Regions from separate parts of the Homo sapiens genome. Here region 1 is linked to region 2. Evidence: chromatin loops called from intact Hi-C (ENCODE). Cell type or tissue: MCF 10A. All regions are shown on one strand. Each heading gives the region's core, and the rest is flanking DNA. Links, peaks and the distances in the headings are about the cores only.

What was found. A loop is a pair of places that touch in the nucleus more often than their neighbours do. Peaks named below come from ENCODE experiments on the same cell type or tissue, not always from the same donor. Only the 100,000 strongest peaks of a DNase experiment are listed, where the experiment ranks them.
Region 1: a loop joins it to region 2, with 6 times the contacts of the local background. A loop is called at or near these places in 4 of 110 quality-filtered maps.

The regions. Positions count from the first base shown.
Region 1 is chr3:117,404,317-117,412,664 of GRCh38, forward strand. No RefSeq gene overlaps it. Among named protein-coding and RNA genes, the nearest start is that of LINC02024, 280 kb to the right of the region's middle. In MCF 10A, for the core only: a CTCF peak has its summit at 3,211; no DNase peak of the experiment used is centred there.
Region 2 is chr3:117,716,049-117,724,396 of GRCh38, forward strand. It overlaps LOC101926953 (a long non-coding RNA gene), which reads left to right and starts at 3,885. Exons shown (of 5, transcript NR_188507.1): 1 at 3,885-4,129. RefSeq lists a silencer at 6,944-7,113. In MCF 10A, for the core only: a CTCF peak has its summit at 3,474; no DNase peak of the experiment used is centred there.

The sequences.
Region 1 (8,348 bases), core at 176-8,175, 310 kb before region 2:
TATTACTTATCTAAGGAACAGGGTGATATAATACATAAGGTTAATTGTGAAATAATTATGATTCATACAGTGATCTGGACAGTTCAAAACAATGGCTTAATATTTTCCTGTGAAGTAACTTTTAAATAATGAAGTTATTAATATTTACTTGATTTCTGGCCTGCATTTGCCAAAAAAAAATTTAAAACTTAATTTTTAAGAGGAGATGTTGCAATAAACTGAAAGATAAAATCTTTTCAAAGGGAGAAGTGATCGTGTTTCATAGTTTTTCAATAGTATAAGTTAACAAACTAACTAAAACTTAAGCTTATAAACAGGATGGCAGTGAGCTACCAAATATAAAAATGTAGTTATCCTGCACTGAAAGGGTTATTTCTTATATTACTTAATTGTTTTGAGCTTACTGTTTCTTACCTAAAAGTTTTGTTTATTTATGTACTCAATACTGAATCAGATCTCCTTCCACACTTCAGTGATCAGGCCATTTACAACTGAAATATTTTTATGCATATGGACTCGAAGAGGCAGTTACTGAAAACGCATACTTTCCTGGCAAGAAATAATGCAATAACTGTTGAAAATAATGCTGGCAACTAGTGTTTTCCTTTGCTGCTAAATGGCATGACCAGTGTCATAGGAGAAGATAAATAGTGTGTGCTCATTCACTTGACATTTTTAGCACCTGCTCTGATCTAAACTGGGTGCCCTATCTGGGGATTTCATTTTGCTAATGTCTGCATTAATCAACACAGTCTCACACACACAGGCACACAGGTACACCACAAAAAAAAGGAAGAGAGCTCTGGAAGTAGAGCTAAAATGAATTATTTGGGGACAAACATATTTCTAACTTCAGAAACTCTGTCTTTCTTTTGAAATGTCCAAAGCGAATGGTATATTGATTTTTGCAGCACACTCTGCACTTTTCACTGATTGGTATCAGGATTGTGAAGGCATCCATTAAGTGAGCTCAAAATGCTCTCCTAGTATAAACAAAATCCACAGTTTTAATCAAATTTAATGTACTCTGACCTATATGTGTTTTGTGAAAGTCAGAGTGGACTATGGCAACAGAATTGAAAGCATATATTACAAAGTCCTTCACCTTTCAGATCTCCTGAAAGGAAGGATTGTCAGAGGTATTGTCTATGTATTCTTTTAAGTCACCTCTGAGGAGGCAGCAGGGGCATGGGGAATGAGATTTGCATTTCAGAGCTGGAGCCAACGTCAGGTTATGGAGATATGATGAATTAAAATACATCTGCATCTGAAGGACAATGAGATCCTGTGGCCCAGGGCTTCATTTCTTAGTGTAAGAAGAGCAAGAGTTTCAGGTATTCACATCTCAAGGTCCCATCTCAGAAGGTTCCCAGCAATGAGGTAAAATGCTGCCTGAATACTGATAAATTCTCCTTGTCCAAAAGTGACCAAGATCTTATTCCTAACACAAATATTGTTAATGGCACTCAAGCAGTATTGCTTGTTTGTTTCTCAAATTCACGGAGTGCTAAGGCTCTGGCAGTTTTACTGAACACACTTTACTAGTAAACTTAATACTGTTAGAGAATGTTTCAGTGTAATTACTTTTAGTTCATTTATGAAAAATAAATGTATTTTAGTACACAACCATTAACTTTCCCTAGAACTTTTACTGATAATAATGTCTACTGCCATAGACAAGAAAAGGGTCAAATATTGTCAACAGGATTACATAGGGAGAATCAGTGAAAAGAATAGTAAGTATTCAGGTAAGAGGAAGGAATTTTGGAGTTAATTCAAGAATGATGGGGATATGGCACAGGATCAGGGGAAAGAAACTTTTTGTTTTGTTTTTTGAGAGAGAGTCTCATTCTTGTTGCCTAGGCTGGAGTGCAGTGGCACGATCTTGGCTCACTGCACCTCCACCTCCTGTGTTCAAATGATTCTCCTGCCTCAGCCTCCCAAGTAACTGGGATTACAGGCACCTACCACCATGTCTGGCTAATTTTTGTATTTTTAGGAGGGACGGGGTTTCACCATGTTGGCCAAGCTGATCTCGAACTCCTGACCTCAGGTGATCTGCCCACTTCAGCCTCCCAAAGTGCTGGGATTACAGGCGTGAGCCACTGCTCCTGGCCTATATATTAACCTTTTATGTAACCCAAGGCAACACATGCAAACTCACATTATTCTCAGTTTTCTTATCTATTAAACTTGGATGATTATATATCTGTTCAACAGTTACCATGAGAAGTTTGTTAATAATTATTTTTATGATGATGTTTCCTGTTATCTATACAAAATTTTAAGGTACTCAAAATATTTTCTCTTATTAGCACTATGCTAACCCTATGATCTAGTAAATACTGGGGAGAATAGTGTTCCCAGAAGACACCCCTTTCCTCTAGAAACTGTTAGACAGTCATGCAGTACTTGTGAAGGAACAGAGTAGACAACCAGGTTTGGTATCCTAAAATCACATTGGCTTACAGCTATTCATATGTCATGATAATCTCTTAGTTGGAGAAGGAAAATAAAATGAGAAACAGTTTCTTCTTCCTGTTTCAAGGGGAACACAATAGTCTTATCTTTACATTCAGCTACCTTGGGTATAAGTATCAGCTTTTCGTATTTTGCCTTTACTTTTCCGCCCATGCAGATTAATGTTGAGATATTCTTAACCTAACACACACATGCACGCACACAAACACACCAACACGCATATTGCACTCATCCATACAAACGTTTGGGCTTATCAAGGTCAATTTAAGTTTTTTTAAAAATGTCATAATATTTATGTTATCTGTATTTTTATGTGTCTGTCTTTCTCCCCCTTTGGAATGTAAGCTTGACAAAGGCATTGGTGAGATCTGAATTTGTCCATTCCCTTTTATATAACTATTTCATTTCATGTATATTTTTATTCTCAATTAACATACTTGGCTTCTTATAGATATCTCTATGAATGTCCATCTGACCCTTTCATTTTTAGATTCTTCAGAGCAGAGATTATACCTTTTTCAATTATTCAATCTGAAAACCAAGAACAGTATCTTATATATAATGTACACATAATAAACATGTCTATGATTGAATTCTATATATTGAATCACTACATAATAACTGATTCTTTGCACAGTGATTTGCATACACAATAAGGATATAATGATTATATTTACCTGCCTAGACTTTACAGTACCAAACTTGAGGTATAGATGGCAGTGCTGGGCACACACTGGTTAAATGTGTTGATGAGAACCCTAGCTCAAGAAAGCCATTGTTCCCTTTATCTTTCTGCCTGGTCAAACAACTTTTGCAAAATCTGGCCCTGAGCTCTCCCTGGCTTTCATTTAGAGGTAAAATCAAACACTTTGTTCAAGATTTTCTAGGATAATTTTCATTTTTAAGGTGAAGATATTGAGACACATTCGTTCTTTCAAGACAAAGTTATTGACAGACATTCCCAGTGAGACCAAGCCGACTAGCAGGGTTGTACCCATACAAATCCTCCTTCCTTTATCCTCCTCTCCTTAAGCCCACTTTCATCCACAGACCACAGATACAAGGACTAAGACGAGGGAAGGAAAGGGCTGATAAATCACAGAACAAATGGTATACAATGAATGGAAATAAAATGCTGATTTCCTAATGAGAAACATATGGTTATGACTACGTAATAAACATCAGAAAATGCTCTTTCATGGCTCCCAATAGTCATAAAGTTTCTGGAATAAAGAGGAAGGAAAGATGCAATTTAATCCTATAACCTAAATGTCTGAGGATCTACCTTTCTCAATGGGGCTGTCTTGTTAATGAACTAGACCAGGTTTCTTTGTGTAGCTTTCACCTGATTCTACGTAAGGCTTTCTGCCAATTGCTAAACATAGGCCGCTGAAAGATGAATAAGGAGGGAATCATCAGCTGTTCCACCAGGTCAGAAGCATGATCTTTAACTAAAGGGCCAGATGGCTTTTATAAATTAAGCACAAAAATCTCTCATTTATGCCTTTTTAAAGTAAAGAGGTTAGGAGTTATGTCTTATACTTCTTTTTAATTTTTAACTCTATTATATCCCTTGCACCAATGATTGAGAGTTATTCAGTTATAATAAATTATATACTTATCTTTAGTTAGGCTATCAGACTCTGTTTATACAGTAGTGACAGGTGTTAAGGTCCAGAGAAAAAATTTAGGGTTCTGGAGCCTAGGGTTTGCCTACACATTGGGCTCCTTCTTCATTGGTTCACATATGCTCCTGTCTACGGCTTATTATTTGGTATGACTCTAAAACTCATTCCTTGTACTCACATACCATGTTTACTTTACAGAAAAAAATGTTAGGACTTAATACACATGGGCCCTATGAAGATGAAAAAGCTGCTTTTAAATGTTTGTTGTTGTTTCTATGAAAACTACCACGCTGTTATGTTCTAGTTCACATATAAAGAGTTCATTCTGTTTAAATAAGTGGAACAACTCACATTTATATTCCACACTCAGGACCCATATGCTTGGCCTTGTGCTGGTAACTAGGAATATAAGATAACAAGACAATTCCCTTGCTTTCAAGGAAATCACACTTTATAAAACTTTGAATTCTTGAAATGGGTTTCAGAGGTTCCAAGGTCAAATTCAAGAATAAGAGTTTAAGAAGAAAAAGACTATGAGAAAGGAAGTGTTGACCCCATTTGCATTTAAATAGCAGGAATAGTCTCAATCTACTCATTGGGGAAAAATGTATGTTGCATATTTTTGAGATATTGCAACTTGCTCTCTCTCTTTGCCACCCCACCCTTTGTCATGCTCTGTTTTTGTGTTGAATTGGCAAGAAAAATGGCTGGAGGGCTGGAAGAAGTTGGACCCTTCTTCCTTCTTCCTTCTTCCTTCTTTCTTCTTCTTCTTCTTCTTCTTCTTCTTCTTCTTCTTCTTCTTCTTCTTCTTCTTCTTCTTCTTCTTCCTCCTCTTCCTCTTCTTCCTCTTCCTCTTCCTCTTCCTCTTCTTCTTCTTTCTTCGGGGGCATTGGGAGCTTAGGAGGTTTGGGTGGTAAAGAAAGGGTTAAATCCTGGGGATGTGGGTAAAGGGTGCACTGGAGCTGCCTTGGGGAAAAATGTGGTCTCCCACTTTCCATGGACACTTTGTTCATAGAAAGGACAACTGCTAGGAATGAACAAAAATGAACAATTAGATTCATTGTACACCTTCTAGTACATTTGAGGCTCTGTGATCCCAGATGCTTACATCATTTAATCCTCATAATGACCATATGATAGATCCATTTTACAAATGGGGAAATTGAAGTTTATCCTGGAAATTTGTTGAGATTAATCTCTATTTGATTACAAAATTTATCTTCTTCTTGCAGTTTTGGTGACTTGGAAATCACCCCATTATCTTGAAAAATAACCCAGATATTTAACGTATTCTATAAATCCCTGGAAAATACAAAAGAGTTGCCCAATGTAGTGCATACTCTCTGGTATCATGAGATACTGACAGTTCAAACATGGTAAGCTAGCCTAATTAGGAAACTCTCCTTAAATAGGTGACCAGGGTTTTCTTCTAAAGGAAGAACACCATGTCAACATTAAGGAGTTCAATATTTGCTGATGAATGCAGTAATCCAAAGCAACAAAAAGTTCCTGTGGAAGAAAAATATACAGTTTGAATGGGTCTCAAAAATGTGAAAATGGAACACTGGGATATTTTTAAGGAAATTTTCTTTCAACATAGTGCACCCATGAGAGTGATTCATTGTCATCTGGAATCAAGGATGAACGCAAACTTGCCCTTTCACTGAATTAGTCTGACATACATCTACAAAGAGTTCAAGCCCTCCTCTGGGTTATGGTGGAGCAGCCACCCTCAGAGGAAATTCTCAAGGCTGTTTGTAATTGCAAAGGTCCTGCTGTGGGACTGGAAGGATACCACTGAAGGCAAGCCTCAGCAGGGCTTTGGGAGGCATTCTTCTGTGGTATATACAAGCTGCTCTCCAGGGTCTATGAGAAACAAAGCCCAGGGATTGAAGCTCTAGGAGCTGAAAGGGAGTTCATTCTTTGTGCAGTTACCTTAGGTAAAAACAATAGTTCCTTCTCTTTTCCACTGTTCCCATGAAGCTGTTAAGCTAAATGTCCACAGAGGGATACAAGTTTGTATCCTACTCCGTGCTCTGTGTATTCATAAATGATTAGATGGCATCACCAATGTCCTTCCAGCTCATCAGCCTTTCCAAAATAGTCCTGAGGAGCATAGGAGAAGAAATAGAGACAAAAATTTGGATCCTCAGGTCTACAACCTGGCTGGGCCAGGATGTCTTTTCAGGGATCATTAGTTAGAATACACAGTTATACATTTGCATAATTCTGAGATGAGAAAGACTTTCCTCAGAATGACACCAAGGTCGAAAAATAAGATTAGAAAACAAGATTAGGAAAAATGGAAAAGAATAAAACATTTAAAACATAAATATGTAAGCTTTCATAATAGTAAAATATAAATAACAAATTGGGAAAAGCAGTCATATGAACAGACTTTATAAGAAAAATATGTACTGCTAAAGCAAATTAAAAGTAAAATATACAAATTGGAATAAGTTGACTATTTTTCTCATTAAATCTTAATGATAAAAGCAAATGATTTTCCTTATGTTGATAAAGGTTTTGCCAGAACTGTAAATTGGTACAAGTTTCCTGAGGCAGATGTGGTAATACTTATCAAAAGTTTCAAAAATAGGTGTAACATTTGGGTGAAGTAATTTCTATTTCTAAAAAATTATAATAAAGAAGCAATTAAGAATGTTCACAAAGAATTAGTTGTGAGAATGTTCTTTGTACTGTTGTTTATAATGTAGTGGGGGCAGAAAGTGAACCTAAATGTCAAACAATAGAATTTGAGTAAATAAGTTTTGTTTTGTTCTAAGAGATGGAGTCTCACTGAAGTGCAATAGCATGATCATAGCTCACTGCAGCCTTGAACTCTTGAGCTCAAGTGATCCTCCCACCTGAGTCTCCCCAGTAGCTGGCATTACAGGTGCATGCCTGGTTAAATACATTTTTTTCAGGTCCCTGTAAAGTCTGGGATGATTAAATACATTTTACAGACATCTTTACAACAGCATACTCTGGAGCTATTAAAAGACAGTGCTGTAGATGTATATCTATTCACATACAATTGTTATGTTAATTACATAATATTAAATGAAAAAACCCATTTGCAAAATTCTGTATATGGCAATTTAGTTTATGAATATGTACTAAACATGAAAAAATACACACCATAATTTTCACACTAGCTGTCTATGGCTCGTGGAATCAGAGCCATTATTTTTGGGAAGGGGAGTTCTCTTTTTATTCAAATGCATTTCCTAATATTTCTTTAACATGTATATATTACTTATTTTTTTTAAAATATTGAAAGTAAAATTCTTTAGGATTTAGTCTGGAAAGAAAATCCACAACAGTGAAATTTTTTTTTCCCCTGCTGGCCTTATAGAAGCATAAGTCTTTATGTGCTTCTGCAGAGGAAAAAAAAACAGAAGCAAAGTCTAACTTCTAGCAGCTCTAATTAGAATGAATAAAACCCTACAGTTGAAGCATAACCAGGTCACAGATTTGACATCTTATAAAGAGCAGGCACTTTAGAGACATAATGTCCTGGGTCTAGCCTCTGTGCCTTGCTTATATGAAAACTTGAAAAAGTAACAGAAATTCTCTGAGGCTTATTTTCTACAAATGTGATAAGAAGATAATAACGCTTATGGCACAGGGCAGTGAGAATTAAATGGTAATGTGTTAGGAAACATCTGTTATGTAGTAGGTGCTCAAAACAGTTTTAGCTTCCTTCCCTTTTTCCCTTGCAGTCTTGTTTAAGGTATCAAAATTAGAGCAGAACATTGCCACTGCCATGTGGGCGGGGGGAGACTGATTCCTCGTGGACTGAGGGAGGTTCTACTAAGGAGTGGGGTGAGTGCTGTGAGGCCCAGGACAAAGATCTGTCTCGCTGCAACCCTCCCCTCCCCCAGCACACCAATTCCTGTATCAGCATTTGCTAGGTTGCTCTAATTTTCCTTTTTATATGTTCTTTTCTGTCTGATGTCCTTGAATGTTGGGAGACAGAAATTGCCCTGGGACTTCTATGTAATGAAAAGAGAGTAACAGTGAGGATGCTGATGCTGGATGGAGCTTGGGATGGCCATAGGCTAAGAATCCTAGAAGAGCCTAGACAAAGAATCCTTGGAAATTTCGTATAATATGCAAGGTTCAGGGAAGCACCAGTAAATATTAACTTCCAATCCTCTCTCTCTCTCTCTCTTTCTCTCTCAGCTTGTTTTCCTCTTCTTTTTCTTTATATTTTCTTCCCCCTCCCCTTTTTCT
Region 2 (8,348 bases), core at 137-8,136:
TTTCCTTATTTGTAAGATGGGAATAATAACATCACAAAGTTGTAGACTTGTAGTGAAGATTAGATAAGATAATAAATATAAAGTATCTAGCCTACTGTCTGACATGCAATAGCACTCAATATTTGACTAAAATTTCTGAACTTAATCATTTGTTGAACACATATGTATTGCCCCTAACTTGTTATAAGCCACAGTTGTGGGAGGAGATGGAGATATAGCTGTGAAAATGATAAGTGAATCCTCTGCCCTGATGGAGCTTAGATTCTCTTTAGGATAACATGGTAGAAAATAGAAATTATTCTTGGGAATAAATCAGGAAGCACATATTCAATTCGCAAGTTTACTTGTTTCAGTAGACAACTGCTCTGATGTATGAGATAGCACTAATATTCAATAACAACCATTAGATAATGAGGTGAACCATTTATTGAGACTGGAAGTGTGAACACAGGCATAATCTAATGATATGTTAATTGTTGTTGGACATTTGCTGGTTCATAGAAATTCACCTTGTCACCCATACAAATGTCATTTGTTATAGCCTGCAAATTTCCATTTAGGCAGGGATTACTTCTAAACCAGTGTACAACTCCTTGTAAGTAATTAATAAATATTCATGATGCTGATATTGCTGTTAATGATGACAGATCTTGTAGACTAGAATGAGTATTTTAAAGATGAGTATGTTAATCTTATAAGACAGGGACATTCTAATATCTTCTAATATTGATTCCAATATCCCAGGAGGCTTATAATTCTTTAACATATACATATATATTTACTTGTACCTTTGAGAAATAGGGAGTGATGTCCCTGTAAGTATATGCATCAGTTTGTATTTTAAATATTTATCTACCGACCATATATAATTTTAATGCCTAACATAATTTATGTATAAGCACTTGGAATTACTGTTCTTCTGGACATGGGGAGATTCAATTTTTATTTTTGATTCTGCAAAAAGACTTTTTTTAGTTTGAATCTTCATACTTACTCACATGGTTTCACTCACACACACACTTAACACCAATATTTATCGAATGCCTACTATGTTCCAGGCACCATCCTGGGCCCTGAGCACACAGTAGCAAAGAAAACAAATATTCCTTCTTTCATACATTTTCATTCCCCTGGGGAAGACAGACAACGAATTTGTATAAAATGCATAAATAACTGAAAATTTTGAGATTCTGTGAAAAATGATCAAGATATTGTGATAAAATTTGGTCAGGAAAAGCCATTTTGAGGATTTAAAACAATTATTAACAAGATCTGAGAAAGGAGAATAAGGCTCATGTGATAAAATATGGGGAAAGAAACATTTTAAACAGAAGGAAGAGCATTTGCAAACCCCAATGGAAAAAAAGAGGCTGATATGTGCTTGCAGTTTAATGAACAAGGGAGAAAGTGATTTAATGAAAGAATAAGTGAAAGAATGAATTTGACAATGCTTTTTCGATTAGCATTGCCTGAGTTAGTAGCTCTTCACAAGTGTGGAATCCACTAGACAGAGCCCATATCCTCTCGAAGATGAGAAAGTCTAGGAGACTCAAGCCAGGTTGAGAGACTCAAGCCACTGTGAGACTTCTCACATTCCTTAAGCTTTCTTTCACAACTTCTGCATCCCTGCTGCATCCTTTTTCTCTCTGTATATGGATGTTCTTCTTCTATGACAAACTGATTGACCCATTTGATATGGTTTTGCCATGTCCCCATCCAAATCTCACTTGAATTGTAGCTCCCAGAATTCCCATGTGTTGTGGGAGGGACCTGGTGGGAGACAGCTGAATCACGGGGGCGGTTCCCCATACTGTTCTCATGGTAACGAATAAGTTTCATAAGATCTGATGGTTTTATAAATGGGAATTCCCTTGCAAAAGCCCTCTTGCCTGCCGCCATGTAAGACATGCCTTTGCTTCTCCTTTGTCTTCTGCCATGATTGTGAGGCCTCCTCAGCCATGGAACTGTAAGTCAATTAAACCTCTTTCTTTTATAAATTACCCAGTCTTGTGTATGTCTTAATTAGAAGCATGAGAACAGACTAATACACCATTCCTTTCCCATTGGACTCACAACACATTTTCATGGGGATATCTTCTATTATAAATCGAACATCACCTTAGCATTATGGTGTTATTATTTTATTCCTTTCAGCACATATGCACTTTACACAGTGTCTGAATTTAGCTACATATCATTTTGAAAGTGCTCATGAGATTTTTGTGTGCTGAACTTTGTAATGTTTGATAAATTATGAGGTTTTGGAGGCAGGATTTTGACCATCGTTACCCAGTTCAATGGTCAGCACAGAGGGAGAAATGCCAATTCTTGGCGTCCCTAGGATTTACTACATAGATGGACAAATTGATAAAGAGATAAAACTAGAGTTATTAAATATATATACATATATTCACCTTACATGTATAGTGTGTTCATATATAGTATATATTTACTAAATACATATATCTATATGTACAGGTAGTATGAGTATATTTACTCATATGTATCTATTTTTAATCTATCCATCCATCCATTCGTCTGTCCATCCTTTCATCCATTTTTTAGATAGATATAGTAAAATGGTGGAGGGGATACCAACAACAATCAGCACTTAATTTGGGAGGATTCCTTATCAGAAATCTTATGAAAGTGAATGTAAAAATGGGCTTTGGAAATGCTAACTTTTCTGCTGATTATTTGCAAGCTTGAATTCCTATTGATAATGGGAGTGAAAACATAGGGCGACTTGAAGAAAGGGCTTGAGGGCAGTGTGAATAACAAGCAAACATCGGTGAGTGCATGGGAAGAAAACAACTCTGGAAGAGGTGGTCTGCTACGGAGACTTTTCTCACCTTTTGCTGGGGAATGGAGAGAAGAGCGGAAATGCCAACACTATTGAAATGTGAGAGAAGGCAGGTAAAAATGCTGCTGGGACCTCTGCTACCCTCCCTAAAATCAGGACTGCAATGCTTATGGGCATCCAGGAGGCAGTTTTTGTGCCTGGCAGGCCCTGTTGGGACTGAGCTAAAAGGAGAAGAAAACATTTTCTACAAGGCAAGTGCGATCGGCTTCTTCCCAAACAAGTCACTGAATAATTTAGAAAGAGTTAGACTGAAGAGTTGCAGGCTGTTGTTATACCAATTCTATTAGTTTCATGCAATTCCTTGGACTTGTTTAAACACAGGAAATATGTTAAGAACCTCAAGAAACACAAATCAGTCCTATTTTCACACTGTGTGTTCTGATGCTTGTTAAGATATACTTATCAACTTAGTGCTAGGTAAATATTAAATAACAGTTATCAATACACATAAGCAAAACCAAACATGTGTCATTTAGAAACAAGATACAGAGATTTAACAAAATGCATTTAACAAATTTTAGAGTATGTGTGTTCCATTTTGTTAACAACAAAACAACTCACTAATTTTTAATAGACATTTTGATGGGTAAAAGGCTTTTTGAGACCCCTGCTGACAGCAGAGGAGAACTGCATCCAGATGTTCATTACTTACTAGAAACTGAATACCTAATTCTCCTCATTAACTGAGACATCATAAATATGTGTCATTTTTGAGATGTGGAAGATACATTCCTATAAGATAAACATATAAATGTAAATTATTGAAAGAAGGCTATTTACATAGGGGTTTTTTTTGCTTAAGGTTTATAGGTCTCTTAAAATTGCTACATGTGTTACATAATTTCAAATTCATATTTTGGTTTATTTTTTAAAAGCATGAAAACTATAGAACTCTTCAGAAACGTATCTATTGTGAGAAAAAGAATACTTAGAATTTTCAAAGATGCGGTATTCTAATAAAAAATAACAATGCTAATTTTATCTGAAAAATACATGTACCTCAATAATTTTATCAAGGGCATGTTTTGTGCTAGATACTACTCTTTATGTTAGGAATATAAGCAATTGTATAAGATACTTACAGATTGCAGTAAGTGGTAAAAAATATAACATGAAGAGGGAATAGTGATGAGAAGGTAACTATATAGGGGAGTGGTCAGGGAGTGCTTCACTGAAGATGTAAAATATGAACTGAAACCTATATCCTGATTTAAAATAGCTTTGCAGATGTTTTAGGTAAATAGCAGCAAGCGAACAATACCAAAGGTAAGAGCAGAAGGTAATCATGTAAACATAAAGGTTGGATATAATAGAAATCAAGCGTGGCTCAGCTTCCACTAGGTATACAAATTGGGTCTTTGTGTTCTCCTCTCTTAAAGGCAGCTAGATGTGTAAAAAAAACTCAGGGTCTTTGAAATCAGACAAACAAAACTTGAGAACAGTCCTTAGGCTACCCTTAATAAACCTGTGACAAGTTTCTGAACCTCTCTTAGATAGCTGTCTCATCGGTAAATTATTGAAGACTGTACCTACTCAAAAGGTTTTTTTGATAATACAAAAAACATACACTGATATGCTATGTGAAATGCCTAAGTATAGTAGGTGCTCAGTAATTTTTCATTATTCTTTCCTTTGATTCAAGGGTTCCCTGGGACTCACCTCACTAGTAAGTCTCAGCTCGGCTGTGAGAGTCAATGAGATGTAGTGGAGTAATGATGTCCAGAGGGCAGGCAGGCAGTTAGGTGTGAAGTTGAGTTAGCGAATACCCAAGAACAAAGATGCCACTTTAGTCCTCTTTGTAAACCCCAGGTCTAACATAGGGCCTGACATAGAGTAAGGATAAATAAAAATGAGACTCAGAAATAACTAGCTCTGGTTAATCCACAAAAGATATTATATGGCCCTAAATTCAAGTGAAAAAATGACCAAGACTTAATGATTTCAATGGTTCCCAAACACGAATGATCTGTGAGACTATGACTTCATTGCTTTGAGCTGTGGAAACAATGATATGGGTAAGTCATGTACCAGCACAAATCCTTAAGAAATGACTTTTGCTAAGAGGTAGTTTATAATTGATCACAGAAAGCTATGCCTATTTGAGCATACCTACAGGTAATTAGCTAAACGTTTCCCAAATGCTGCCGTGTGATGATAAAGGAAAACAACCTTGAAATATTTTTGTGATGGCAATTGCTTTCTGATGTAAGGGAACTTCCTTTATGTTGAGATGGTGTTGTTCCTATATTTTGAAAATAAAACTGCCCTTTCATTCAAGAAATTTAGTGATAGTAAATGGGATATTTTATTAAATTTATTTGGAAAAATAAGAAACTGGCAACTCATGGGGAGAACATCAATTTTATTTAATGTGATATCCATCCCCAGAGAGGTGTGGAAAATTCTGGTATAGCTAATTAAAGCAAGAGTAGATTCAAAGAGGGAGAGGTTTGATGTGAGCTTCACAAGGGAAGGAGGAAGTAGAAATTACTTTTTGCACTCAAGCATACAGGGAAGGAGAGGCATAAAAGACAGCAGCGGGGGCACTGATGCAGAAGTTACATTATGGATTCAGGTCCAATGCAAAACTGACCAAGTAAAGACTTATATATAGTAAAGCCCCCTCTCTTGTGGGGGAGTTGGGAGACTGCAAGCTTTTTAGTAACCATGGATTAATGTCAGTCAGGAAAACTGAGACTGAGGATGAGGGAGATGGGTAGAAAGAAAGACCTGTTATTTAAAATGTCTGCATTATTGTTGATTCTCTGACTCAATTTCTCAAAATCTAACTGGGATAAGAATAAAGCCTAAACATAAAAGAGTAGAGAAAGGTGCAAGGAGAATCAGGTGAGCACCCTAAAAATGTCTTAGTACAGGACTTATCAGGGTTCCTGGCTCTATAGAGATTCATGTTCAACCTCAATTAGCCATTCTGCTTTCCCCAAATTCCAGAACTATCTCCTTCTTAAGACAACTTGACTAGAAAATGAAAGCTCTTTAAACCTTTGCTTCCTTCCTTCACTTTTTCAATTGTCTGCTCTATATATCTTCAATCTAGACTTTCTGAGACAAAAATTATCGTCCCTCATCAGATAAACTACTCAGTGTCCTGTCTGTGCTTCTGTAATCAGATTGCATTATGATAATTTTTACTCACGGATATGTGGCTAAATATTCACACACCATTTTGGAGTGCAGTATATGCTGAGTGCTTAGGTGCTTACCCTTTTTATCCACAAGACCACCATTATCTTGAAGGTCCTGGTGACAATTTATCTCTCTAGCATAGTGGCAGGGCTGGATATGAATCCCAGTACCACCACTAACTAGATGTGTGAATGTGGGTAAGTGATTTAACATATTGATGCCTCTGTTTCTTTACGTATAGGGAATAATAATATTGACTTGCTCCAGAGTTTTTTGTGAGATTAAATATTTAGAAGAGCAGCTGATAGTTAGTAATGACCAGTAAATGTTCGCTATTGTTGTTGGTGGAGGTGTTATTAAAAGTGTAAACTCTGAAAGAGTATTTCCTGGGCTCAATTCCCAGCCCCATCATTTCTTAGCTGAGTTATTTTAAGCAAATTACTTGACCTCTCTGCATCTCAGTTGCCTCAATTGCAGAGATGGGGATGATCAAACTTACTTCAATGGGTTTAGGAAAGACTAGGAAGATTAATATATTTAAAGCCCTTAGAACAACATTGGCCACGTATAAAGTGCTCAGCTTCCTATTATGAATCAAAACTATTTTTGCTTAAATCTTTTTACTCTCTGAGTTATGAATTTAGGTTAGTTCTACATCCAAGATAAATCTCAATTAATTCTTCTTTTTTCTTTTCCCATTTCCTCCTGTCTCCCTCTCTTCTTTCCTTCTACTCTTTTCTTCACTTTTCTCTCTCTCTTCTTCTCAGTTTTTATTTTTGTAATTTGAAATCAATGTGCAAGCCAGAGCTTCTTTAGGAAAGACCATTCCTGAGAGAACAACAGGTAATCACTTTAAGAAAAAAAAAAAAACTATTTTAAAAGAAGTACAGTCCTGTGATACTTTTCTGAAAAAAGGAACATCTGCAGCTATTTGTCCTGGCATAACTTTGCTCAATCAAAATTGAATCAGAACGTTGCTAGGGGAAGTGAAACAGCATGTCTGCCCTCTCCCCTCCATGAACTGCTAAGATTGTGTCTTTTTGCAGAAGTAGGTATGTTGGGTTATCTAGTCAAGTTCTCAAGTAAACTCCTAGTAGTTACGTAGGCGATATATTGAGAATTAATAACATTAGTTCAATCATTTGATGAATGTGAAAGGCAGAGAGAAATATATTTAGTGTTTAAGAATAGCATTCTATTTTATTTTATTTATTTATTTATTTTGTTTTTGAGACAAAGTCTTGCTCTTGTTGCCCAGGCTGGAGTGCAATTTCATGATCTCGGCTCACTGCAGTCTCCATCTCCCAACTTCAATTGATTCTCCTGCCTCAGCCTCCCAAGTAGCTGGGATTACAGGCATGCACCACCACGCCTGGCTAATTTTGTATTTTTAGTAGATATAGGGTTTTACCATGTTGGTCAGGCTGGTCTCGGATTCCTGACCTCATGTGATCCACCCACCTTAGTCTCCCAAAGTGCTGGGATTCCAGGCGTGAGCAATCGTGCCCAGCCAAGAATAGAATTCCAAAGCTACAACTGAGAGTCTCACAGAGGAGAGAAAAGATCAAGGCTGGCAAATACCAGAAGCGAGAATAGAGGTCTAAAGAGGAAAGTGTTTTCTAATAAATTCATCCAAAGACAGAATGAAGACTATCTTGGATTTGAGGGAAGTGTTCAGACATAGGCTAGCTCATTACTAGAGAAGGATGACACATAAAACTGCATAGCACTGAAGTTTAGGTTCAGATGACCTGAGATCCTCACAAGTCTAAGACTCTTGGTGGTCTAATATGCATTTGAGAAAATAAATCATTCAGAATAAAACTTAAAACTCAAATAGCCACATAATTTGAAGCAATTCTGAATTGTGGATGCTTTATTTCCCTTCAGCAATCTAAGACATTTCTTTAATTTTTTTCTACTTTCCTTTACACATATGGCCCAGCCTGTATATGCAAAAGTAATTTACAATTCTAGCCTTCCTAATTTGAAATTCTACAAGTCCAAGAGAGTAACCAGATTATGAAAACACTTGATGAATCGCGCAAACCAGCAGTTAAATACTATAGTTTAAAAACTTTAGTCAAAAATATTTCTTTTCCTTCAGGAAGAAATATGAATGTTAAACATGTGGTGCCGTGTGGAAGCAAAGCTCCATAATTAATCTATAGAGCCATCACCACTGTCAAAAGCAGAAAGGCCCCAGAGGAAATAATTTTTGTATAGAATGATGGCAGCATTAGTGACAGCAGTAATGATAAGACACTGAAAAGTATGTGAAAATTTCCTTTACAATCCTGTGTGAGGTTTAATTATAAAAACTAGTATCTTGGACACT